2 separate regions of the Homo sapiens genome follow, and region 1 is linked to region 2. The links are chromatin contacts, found by Hi-C or POLR2A ChIA-PET in ENCODE. All regions are on one chromosome and are shown on one strand. Each heading gives the region's core, a stretch centred on a gene start or an enhancer-like site at or near the end of the contact. The rest is flanking DNA. Distances are from core to core; before and after follow the strand shown. Region 1 overlaps SHE (Src homology 2 domain containing E). Region 2 has its middle 20 kb from the start of IL6R.

Region 1 (4,961 bases), core at 2,302-4,801, 110 kb before region 2:
GGTCCGATCTGGTTGTTTTTATCTTCTCTCCGATGTGAAAGGGGGAGAGAGAAGAGCTCAAATCGAGATTTCAGACTCCGGTCCAGGCAATCACTTCCTAACATGCATGGGAGCTTTAATTTTCTCTTGCCCAGGCTTCAAACATGCTACCTCCCTGGTTGAAGTCAAGAGCCCATAACACATGCTGTGTATGTCTGCATTGGGCACTTCTGTTCATTCTTCCATTCATTTTTTCATGCTGTAAATACAGCATGCCCACCCTGAGCCAGGCACTGAGTGGAGAGCTGTGTAAAGATGGACGGGGACCCAGCTCATATGTTATTCAGTGGTCCACCTGACTGTGTGACTAGATCACAAGCACCTTGAAGCCAAGGGCTCACTGTATCTTGCAAATGCGGTACACATGGTGGGTAGTCAAGAAAAATGGATTAAGTGAATGGCAGTCGCAGTCACAGTCCCTTGCAGTGGTTGTCTGGTTATTTTTATGGTTGTCACTTCTGGGTGTCTGAGGTTTCTGAGGCTATTTCCAGGCTGTTTCCTCCTCTTCGCTTCTCCTCATGTATCTGAATTCTCACCAACTCCAGTGTTACTTCTAAACTCTTTGGAGAATGTAACAGAGGTTGTGGAGCAAGGCCTGGAGCTTCCTTCCTGAGAAGGGTCCCCTACCCTCTGGTGTTGTCACCCATGTTGTCACACACCACCTCCTCAGGTGCCTTCTATTTTTGGAAAGATGGATGCTTTCTGACACAAAATAGGGGATCCCAGATAGGGATCAAAACCCTATCTGGTCTGTAGCCTGTGACAGTCAGTTTGCCTGTGAATTATTGAACGTAGAACACCTACAATACTGTTTAGTACTGACCTACTTCTCATCTATGAAGCCTGTGTCTTTGGAGCTGTGATCCACTCCTTGAGGACAGGAAGCATGTCTTGGGTTTATTTTGACTCCTTCACAGTGCCTAGCCAGTGCTGGTGGATGACTGACTGACTCATTATGACTGTACTGCTCAGCTGATTGGAGTTTAAAAAACTCAATTCATAAAGGGTATGTGGTAAAGCCACATACCCTTTATGCTCTAAAGCCACAGGTAGCCTTCACTCCCCACATCCACCCCTGCCACCCTCTAACCCAGAAAATGTTTTATTGCTTGGAGAAATAAAGGGAGGTATAAAGAGCCTTGGGGATAAGTGAAAGAGTTAGATGAATTGTTGCAAATCAACTGTACAACCAAAAAAAACAGGTGTTTGTCTAACTGGGACACATGATCAAGTGCAAAAGCTATCTGGAACTGGTTATAGAGATTTTGACCTCCTTGGATATGCAGGAGATGTCAGTAGCCATTTTGATACCATTGCCATTTTGGTATACGGTGGCCCTTAGCAACTGTCCTCTCTTGTTCTTTTTCAGGTCATCATTTTAGAAGACTATGCTGACCCTTATGATGCCAAACGGACAAAGGGTCAAAGGGATGCAGAGAGAGTCGGAGAGAACGACGGTTACATGGAACCATATGATGCACAGCAAATGATAACAGGTTTGTAAGCAGGCTCTACAGAATAGAGACTGAAATCTCACACTCAGTGAGTGTTGTAATATAGTAACCGGTGTCTATTGGGGAAGAGGGATAAAGCAATTTACCCAGATCCTGCTGACTTGAAGAAACAGAAATTAGACCCCAAACTAATGTCGGACTATTTAGGTAACTTCCTGTATGATTTAGTATCCTTCAGAGTTTTAGAATTTACAGGAGTCTTCAAAGTTTTTCTAGTTCTATGCAAGATGACATTTATGAGTGCAGATCTGCTCAGAATATGATGTTCAGTTTTAACATGATTATATACATTTTGGGGCCACTTTCAGAAGCTTTAACATTCATAATGGGAGTCATACATCTTACCAAGAAGCAAATACATACTTAAGGGATTTTAATCTATTAAAAAATGCAAGGATGGCCAGGTGCAGTGGCTCGTGCCTATAATCCCAGCACTTTGGGAGAGAGGCGGGCAGATCATATGAGGCCAGGAGTTTGAGACCAGCCTGGCCAACATAGTGAAACCCCATCTCTACTAAAAATACAAAAATTAGCCGGGTGTGGTGGTGCACACCTGTAATCCCAGCTATTTGGGAAGCTGAGGCACGAGAATCACTTGAACTAGGGAGGAGGAGGTTGCAACAAGCCAAGATTGCGCCACTGCACTCCAGCCTGGGCAGCAAAGCAAGACCCTGTCTCAAAAAGGAAAAAAAAAAAAAGGCCAGGCGCAGTGGCTCACGCCTATAATCCCAGCACTTTGGGAGGTCAAGGTGGGCGGATCACCTGAGGTCAGGAGTTCAAGACCAGCCTGACCAACATGGAGAAACCCTGTCTCTACTAAAAAAAAATACAAAATTAGCCAGGCATGGTGGCGCATGCCTGTAATCCCAGCTACTTGGGAGGCTGAGGTAGGAGAATTGCTTGAACCTGGGAGGCAGAGGTTGCAGTGAGCCAAGATTGAGCCATTGCACTCCAGCCTGGGCAACAAGAGTGGAACTCCGTCTCAAAAAAAACAAACAAAAACTGCAAACATGATGTGATTCTGTATTTTGTAGTAGAAGACTTTCTCAACAAGTTCTACAATATTGGAGCCAAGAATTTAATTACTAAGCAGTAATTATAAATTACTGCTGGCTGGGTGTGGTGGCTCACACCTGTAATCCCAGCACTTTGAGAGGCCGAGGTGGGCCGATCACCTGAGGTCGGGAGTTCGAGATCAGCCTGACCAACGTGGAGAAACCCCTGTCTCTACTAAAAATATAAAAAATTAGCCGGGCATGGTGGTGCATGCCTGTAATTCCAGATGCTCAGGAGGCTGAGGCAGGAGAATCACTTGAACTCGGGAGGCAGAGGTTGTGGTGAGCCAAGATCGTGCCATTGCACTCCAGCCTGGCCAACAAGAGGGAAACTCTGTCTCAAAAAAAAAAGAAAAGAAAAAAAAATCATTGCTGTGTAAACCAAGCCATTCAAGGCAACCACCTAAAACCAAAGACTAATCTTGTAACTTTTCAAGTCAGAACAATTCCAGTTTGTGAGCTAAGCAGTCACTCTGTCATTCTTAGTGTCAAACTTTTCCCTTTTAGTCATAATTCTCTTAAGTTGATGTAAATGATACTTAAATAAAAATAATATAGATTTATTTGTGAACTTTATGTCTTCACCTAGTTTTCCTTAAACAGTCTTCCATCCATAATGAGAAATGTAATTGCTGAATGCTGACTCAAGGGAGCCTTATTTGACTCTTGTGGGTTTCATGCCTGGGAAGAGTAACTGGTCCCACATGAAAGACTTTGTCTCTTCTGTTTAGAACAGATTGAAGAGCTGTCAAGCTCAGGTTCTCTAAGTATAGTCTCAGAAGAGTTGAGCAGAGAGTAGCAGCAGCACACTGGAAGGGCCAAGACAGTCTTCAGAATGAAAACGAGCTGGAACAGGAAAGCCTGGCTCCGCTTCCTGCTTCTCTGCTTACAGAGATAAGGCCCTCCGTGTGGGGAGGGTGTACCCTGGCCAGGCTGTGACCCTGAAGGTCACTGGACTGTGACCCCTAATGAAATCTGTGAATGAAAGGAAGTGAAAATGAACTGTCAGAGTTTTAAAAAACATCAGAGCCTTGAAAGGAATAGGGAAAAGAATTTACTTTTACATAAAATTGAGGAAAAGGATTTTCTTAAAAAAAAAAGTTTTATGCTTAATTGTGATTCACCTTTCTTTGTCCTTGGGTTTTTATTCTTATCTTTCTCTTTAACTGAAGTAGGTAGTTTATACCATACATCTGTTTATTTGGAGAGCTGCACTGATAAGAGGAAATGTGCTGTGATTTTATAAAAATGAATATAATTTTGGGGGGTTTTTTTGTTTTTTTTTTCATGTAATTCCCACAAGAGCTCTATAAGCTAGGGGACTACAATGCTGTCCCCCTTGTGACAGGGTGACAAAAAACAAGATCAAAGGGATTGGGGCTTGCCTGTGTTAAGGAGACATTTTAAGAGACAGAGCAGGAATTAGCACCCGGATCTCCCACTCCACATTGAGTGGTCTGCCCCTGACACCACATGGCGTTCAGGACACACTTGAAATGCCGTTTGCAAAACCACTGTAAACTTCACCCGTAAGTGAGGCACCTTTCCACTCAACCAAGAATGTTGTCTTCAGAAGTCAGAATTGTCCAACATGGAATAAATGTAATAATAATCGCTAGCATTTAATATTTGAGTGTGTATTAAGTTCCATGCTCTGTTTTAAACAATTTCTGAAAATAAATTCATTTAGGAATACAAAATTAATATATTCAGTTGGCAAATAAATTCAAATTTATTAAAAATCCAAATTACTAACTTTCTAAACTAGTGATCTAAGTATACTTTGGTCTTAACTTTAAAAAAGTTGTACTCGTGGATTTTAAAGTTTCTTCATTTAGAATATATATCACAAAGCACCTTCTCAATCAGTGTAGAGACTCTACCTCTTATTCTACCCGTAGGTTACAAGCTGGACAGAATAACAGGAAGTGAGTTTATCGGAAGCTAGAAATAAAAGATTTGCTGCTGGGCTTTTGTTTTTTGTTTTTTAAACCTTTTACTTTTTTATTCAGTTTGCTCCTTGTGTACCTGATTGTCAAGTCCAAGTTCGGAAATTTCCCGTCTTTCTTGAGAAATGAGAGTTTTTTTTACTTGTTTCAGCATTTCTGAAGATGGAAAGGATTTTAATGAACACAGTTGAACTGTGGAGTGGTTAAATCTGTGTTGCCATTCTTTGCATTGCCTTTTTTCTACCGGTGAAATGGGAATTACAGGCCTGGTTTTAACAATATCTTGGGCGTGTAGAATACTGCCCATATGTTGTTTTAGAATACCCAACAAATATTTCTTGAGGTTTTTTTTTTTATTATGTACTAGGCCCTGTCCTGAGCTCTGGGCATACAGGAAACAAGAC
Region 2 (5,491 bases), core at 1,374-3,873:
GGACCTAATAGAGAATAAACTTCTCAAAGGACCCATGTACCTAGACCTCAGTTGCTATTTCCCACCCCTAAGCCCATGGTCTCTAGAGTTAAGTACAATCTACTCAGCCAGGTGCGGGGGCTCACGCCTGTAATCCCAGCACTTTGGGAAGCCGAGGCGGGCAGATCACCTGAGGTCTGGAGTTCAAGACCAGCCTGACCAACATGGTGAAACCCCGTCTCTACTAAAAATACAAAATTAGCCCGGCGTGGTGGCACATACCTGTAATCCCAGCTACTCAGGAGGCTGAGGCAGGAGTATCGCTTGAACCTGGGAGGCGGAGGTTACGGTGAGCCAAGATTGCACCATTGCACTCCATCCTGGGCAACAAGAGCAAAACTCCGTCTCAAAAAAAGAAAAAAGTACAATCTACTCAAACACTTACCAGTCTGGCCCCATGATGCCTTTTCTTCCTCTTTCTTCTGAGTCCTCTCTCAAATATACTGTGTTTCAGCCAAAGAAGATTTGAAAATTCCAGATGTACCCCAGGAACCAAAAAACCCTCTGGGTTTAGGTGACAACTGATGTAGCCAACTTGAAATACCCAAATCCTGGCCAGGCACAGTGGCTCACGCCTATAATCCCAGCACTCTAGGAGGCTGAGGCGGTGAATCATTTGAAGTCAGGAGTTCAAGACCAGCCTGGCCAACATGGTGAAACTCCCTCGCTACTAAAAATACAAAAATTAGCTGGGTGGGGTGGTGCATGCCTCTAGCTGCAGCTACTCGGGAGGCTGAGGCAGGAAAATCTCTTGAACCCGGGAGGTGGAGGTTGTAGTGAGCCAAGATCATGCCACTGCACTCCAGCCTGGGCGACAGAGCGAGACTATTGTCTCAAAAAAAACCAAAAAAACAAACAAAAAAAAAAAACAAAAAAGGCCAAATCCTAAATGACCAGCAGAGAAAACTGAGAAGCAACCCATCTATTCATAAAATCCTCAAAACGCTCATGAACTGGCAGCTCCAAGTACCTCTGGAACTGAGTTTGTGTGTCTCTGAGTGTGTGAGTGTGCAAACAAGGAGGACTGGTTGAAAGCTGTTTGAGAAGCACCCTTCATTACTGAGTAACTACCCCTCCCTCCCTCCCACAGAAATCTGCAAGCTTGTTCTCTGTACAGGATAAAACAGAGAGTCTCTGAACTGGGTGATACCAGGCACATTTGACAGCATGGCTATGGCTTGTAAACTCGGGAACTAAGGGACTGCGTATGCCAAATGCCCCAGGCTAAGACCCACAGCCCTCTGCCTCCTTTCGGGGGCCAGAACACTGGCAGGCTGGCCTGTTCCCTCCTAGAAGGAGATTCTTCTCTGGGTAACCTGACTGGCCCCAGACGAAAGACCTAAAGATCCAGACATGTGGGGACTCCCCCAGCAAACAGTCCCGTCCAGATGCCCACCATGTGAGCTTCCAATCAGCGCCTTCGTTCCCATGTCAGAGCTTTCTCTTTGCTACTCCCCACCCACGCTGCCTGGCCCTCTGCACTGGGGGTATTCCAGGAAGAGACCACATGAGCAATACCCCACACCCTCTGACTAGCAGTTGGTCTAGACAACGCAGAACCCGGAAGACCAGAGGGAGGAGGAGCGTGAGATCAAGATATCTGTTCCTCTGGTTCTTCTCTTAGAGGGTTCCTCTCTTAGGCTGCCTGTGTCTCTCAACCAAAGGTTATAGCTCTCCTATACTCTGTCTTTGTAAATGGCCATTTTGTAAAGAAATCCTCCTAAAATAATCCTAACTTGAGTAAACCATATGTTTACTGTAAGGACTTAACTGATATTTGCCTGTCTTATAAATAATCAGTCAAAGATCACCAGACAGCTGAAAAAAACCTCAGACATGGAAGATAAAAACAAATGAGCAAAAAGCAGACTGAAAAGCAATTTGCAGAAATAGTTTCTACACAGGAAGAAGAAAACTTCAAAAGAAAAATATCAAATAATACTTCAGAGAGGCCAGGCACAGTTGCTCACACCTGTAATTCCAGCACTTTGGGAGGCTGAGGTAGGTGGATCACCTAAGGTCAGGAGTTTGAGACCAGCCTGGTCAACATAGTGAAGCCTCGTCTCTACTAAAAATACAAAAATTACCCAGGCATGGTGGCGCGTGCCTGTAATCCCACCTACTCAGGAGGCTGAGGCAGGAGAATCGCTTGAACCTGGGAGGTGGAGTTTGCCGTGAGCCGAGATCGTGCCATTGCACTCTAGCCTGGACAACAAGAGCGAAACTCCGTCTCAAAAAAAAAAAAAAAAACAGGAGAACAGGAGGACACATGAGTTTGGAGCTTCATACAAACGTGTGGTCAATAACAGAACAGGCCTGTATTTACCTGTGTACAAAAACGCCTGTGTGTCTGCAGCTACAGACAACCTACTATGAAACCACTAATCATTTCCTCATTGCTTTCGGATTCAGGCTTCTCCTCCAGACATGCTTAGCTGTGGTTTAGGAGCTGCTACGCTTATGGGGTCTTTCCAGTGTCTTCCTAGCGCCTTCCTTTCCTCTCCCAACCCCTACGCCCTCTGCCCTCAGGGTTCCCAGGTTAAACAATCAAGATACACACTTCCGCCTCTAGGCACCACGCCCCATCCTCTTCCTGGAGCTCCACCCACAACAAGGTACTGAAGAGGAGGAAGTAGAGAGGAAGAACACTAGATTATTGAATAAATAACCTGAGAATTGAATAAATTGGAAGTTAGCCCTATTGTTAATCTTTGAACCATGGGAAATGGTAGCATGGGAAGAATGACCCCTAAAGCCACTGAGTTGGGGTGGGGCTGGCTCTCCTCCACTTAAAACCCCTCAGGGCTCTGGCTTATTCCCAGAATAAGGCTGAAATCCCTTCACCGAGAAAAGGGTTCTCCAGAAGTCACCCTGCTTTTCTCTCCTGCCTCATCTCTTGCCACTTTCTCCTTGTTATCTGGGCTCCAGCCACAATAAACAATGTTCTTGCAGACAAGAGCATTGACTTCATGTGGGCAAGTGTGGCTCTTGTCCCGGGCCTCATGGTTAGAGGGCCCTGAATTATTCACACATGTGCACACACACATTTAACACACACTGCTCCTCTGTCATTAGGGATCGGGTGCTTTTTGCTGACTTAGAGAAACCCCATGCCTGAAACCTACTCATCTGCTCTCAGGAGAGGTAGTAATTGTCACTGCTCATTGATAAACACTCCCTGTCTTCATTGGAGCAGGCCCAGGGGTTGTTGGGTTTAACTCCATCCCAAATTCCAGAGATGAGCCAGGTTGATGTAAGCTAGTCAGGGGATCTCCCTCCACCTGTCTCTTCCCTGTACCTACAAGCATGCACAAACAGGGCACAGCACTTCCCTGGTCAAAGGGCTTGGTTCGATTGAGGATAGAGCAGTGGATGGCACAGGAGACACCCCCCTCCCTTGCTCTGAATCAGGCAGAGTGTAGATGTGAGGCCTGGGAATGATAACAGCCATTTAGTTCCCCCAAGATAAGCCAGACTTGGAACATTGCCACTTGACACCCCCATTACCCAAAGACAACTGGAGATAGCTGAGCTAAAGCTCAAGCATCGTCATTTGGAGGTTGGTTGGTTCGTTTGTTTGTTTGTTTGTTTTGAGACAGGGTCTCTGTCACCTGGGCTGGAATGCAGTGGCATGATCTCGGCTCGCTGCAACCTCTGCCTCTCGGTTTCAAGCGATTCTCCTGCCTCAGCCTCCCCAGTAGCTGGGATTACAGGCGTGCACCACCATGCCCAGCTAATTTTTGTATTTTTAGTAGAGATGGAGTTTCACCATGTTGCCCAGGCTGGTCTTGAACTCCTGACCTCAAGTGATCTGCCTACCTCGGCCTCCAAAAGTGCTGGAATTACAGGCATGAGCCACAGTGCCACTGCACTCCAGTCTGGGCGATAGAGGGAGACTTTGTCTTAAAAAAGGGCCAGGTGCAGTGGCTCACTTCTGTAATCCCAGCACTTTGGGAGGCCGAGGCGGGCAGATCATCTGAGGTCAGGAGTTCGAGACCAACCTGGCCAACATTGTGAAACCCCATCTCTACTAAAAATACAAAAATTATCCAGGTGTAGTAGCTCACGCCTGTATTCCTAGCAACTCGGGAGGCTGAGTCATGAGAATCGCTTGAACCTGGGAGGCAGAGAATGCAGTGAGCCGAGATCACGCCATTGTACTCCAGCCTGGATGACAGAGCAAGACTCTGTCTCCAAAAAAAAAAAAAAAAAGAAAGAAAAAGGAAAAGAAAACCATTGCCCTCAGGTCACATCTGGCCTACTACCTATTTTTGTACAGCATGTGATGGTAAATTTCATGAACATAAAAGACACACGGGCACACGTTACAAAATAGTACATACTACATGATTCCATTTATATAAGGTGCAAAAATGATCTATAGTGTTGGGGATCAGGATACAGGCTACCTTTGGGGAGATGGGGAATAGTGTCTGAGACAGGACACAAAGGGATGTTTGTTTGTTTGTTTGTTTGTTTTTGAGATGGAGTCTTGCTCTGTAACCCAGGCTGGAGTGCAGTGGTGCCATCTTGACTCACTGCAATCTCCATCTCCCAAATTCAAGCGATTCTACTGCCTCAGACTCCCGAGTAGCTGGGATTACAAGCGTGCACCACCACGCCTGACTAATTTTTGTATTTTAGTAGAGACGGGGTTTCACCATGTTTATCAGGCTGGTCTTGAACTCCTGACCTCAGGTGATCCACCTGCCTTGCCCTCCCAAAGAGCTGGGATTACAGGCATGAGCCACGGCACCCAGCCAAATAGTATTTTTATATACCTTTTTATTAAAATATATTATACGTAGCTGTGAAGTGCATTAATGTGAAGTGCATAGTTCAATAAAGCTTTGCATAGGAATACATCCAGGAAAGCACCACCCAGATTAAGATATAGAACTTTTTTTTTTTTTTTTTTCAGACGGAGTTTCACTCTTGTTGCCCAGGCTCGAGTGCAATGGCACAATCTTGGCTCACCGCAACTTCCACCTCCTGGGTTCAGGCGATTCTCTTGCCTCAGCCTCCGGAATAGCTGGGATTACAGGCATGTGCCACCACGAACAGCTAATTTTTGTATTTTTAGTAGAGACAGGGTTTCTCCATGTTGGTCAGGCTGGTCTTTAACTCCTGACCTCAGGTGATCCGCCCACCTTGGCTTCCCAAAGTGCTGGGATTACAGGTGTGAGCCACTGAGCCTGGCAAGATATAGAACATTTCCGTATCTAATAAAGACATCACAGATTGTTCCTCCCTACCCCCACCCTTCCACCCCCTCAAAGGTTAACCATGGATTTGTTTTGCCTCTCTTGATTCTAGCATAAATGAAGTCACACACAGTTACCTTTTGTGTCTGGCTTATTTTGTTCAGCAGAATGAATGTGAGATTAATTCATGCTGTTGGGTTATCTATTGCTCATTCTTTCTATTGCCATATATTACCTCATTATATGAA

What was found. A loop is a pair of places that touch in the nucleus more often than their neighbours do. ChIA-PET counts read pairs that join two places held with the same protein, here RNA polymerase II (POLR2A). Pooled maps may share reads with other maps.
Region 1: a pooled map shows a loop between it and region 2 (2.4-fold over the local background). The contact joins two enhancer-like sites. A Hi-C loop is called at or near these places in 1 of 50 pooled maps. POLR2A ChIA-PET finds 5 or more read pairs at or near these places in 3 of 52 experiments (H1, T-cell and activated CD4-positive, alpha-beta T cell).

Annotation. Positions count from the first base shown.
Region 1 is chr1:154,495,686-154,500,646 of GRCh38, reverse strand. SHE (Src homology 2 domain containing E) reads left to right here. Exons shown (of 6, transcript NM_001010846.3): 2 at 1,409-1,535. Among named protein-coding and RNA genes, the nearest start is that of TDRD10, 4.1 kb to the left of the region's middle. Within about 2 kb of position 3,551, at least 13 of the 41 ENCODE cell types and tissues checked have a DNase peak (open chromatin) inside an H3K27ac peak, as active enhancers do.
Region 2 is chr1:154,382,848-154,388,338 of GRCh38, reverse strand. No RefSeq gene overlaps it. Among named protein-coding and RNA genes, the nearest start is that of IL6R, 20 kb to the left of the region's middle. RefSeq lists an enhancer at 1,386-1,595. Within about 2 kb of position 2,623, at least 11 of the 41 ENCODE cell types and tissues checked have a DNase peak (open chromatin) inside an H3K27ac peak, as active enhancers do.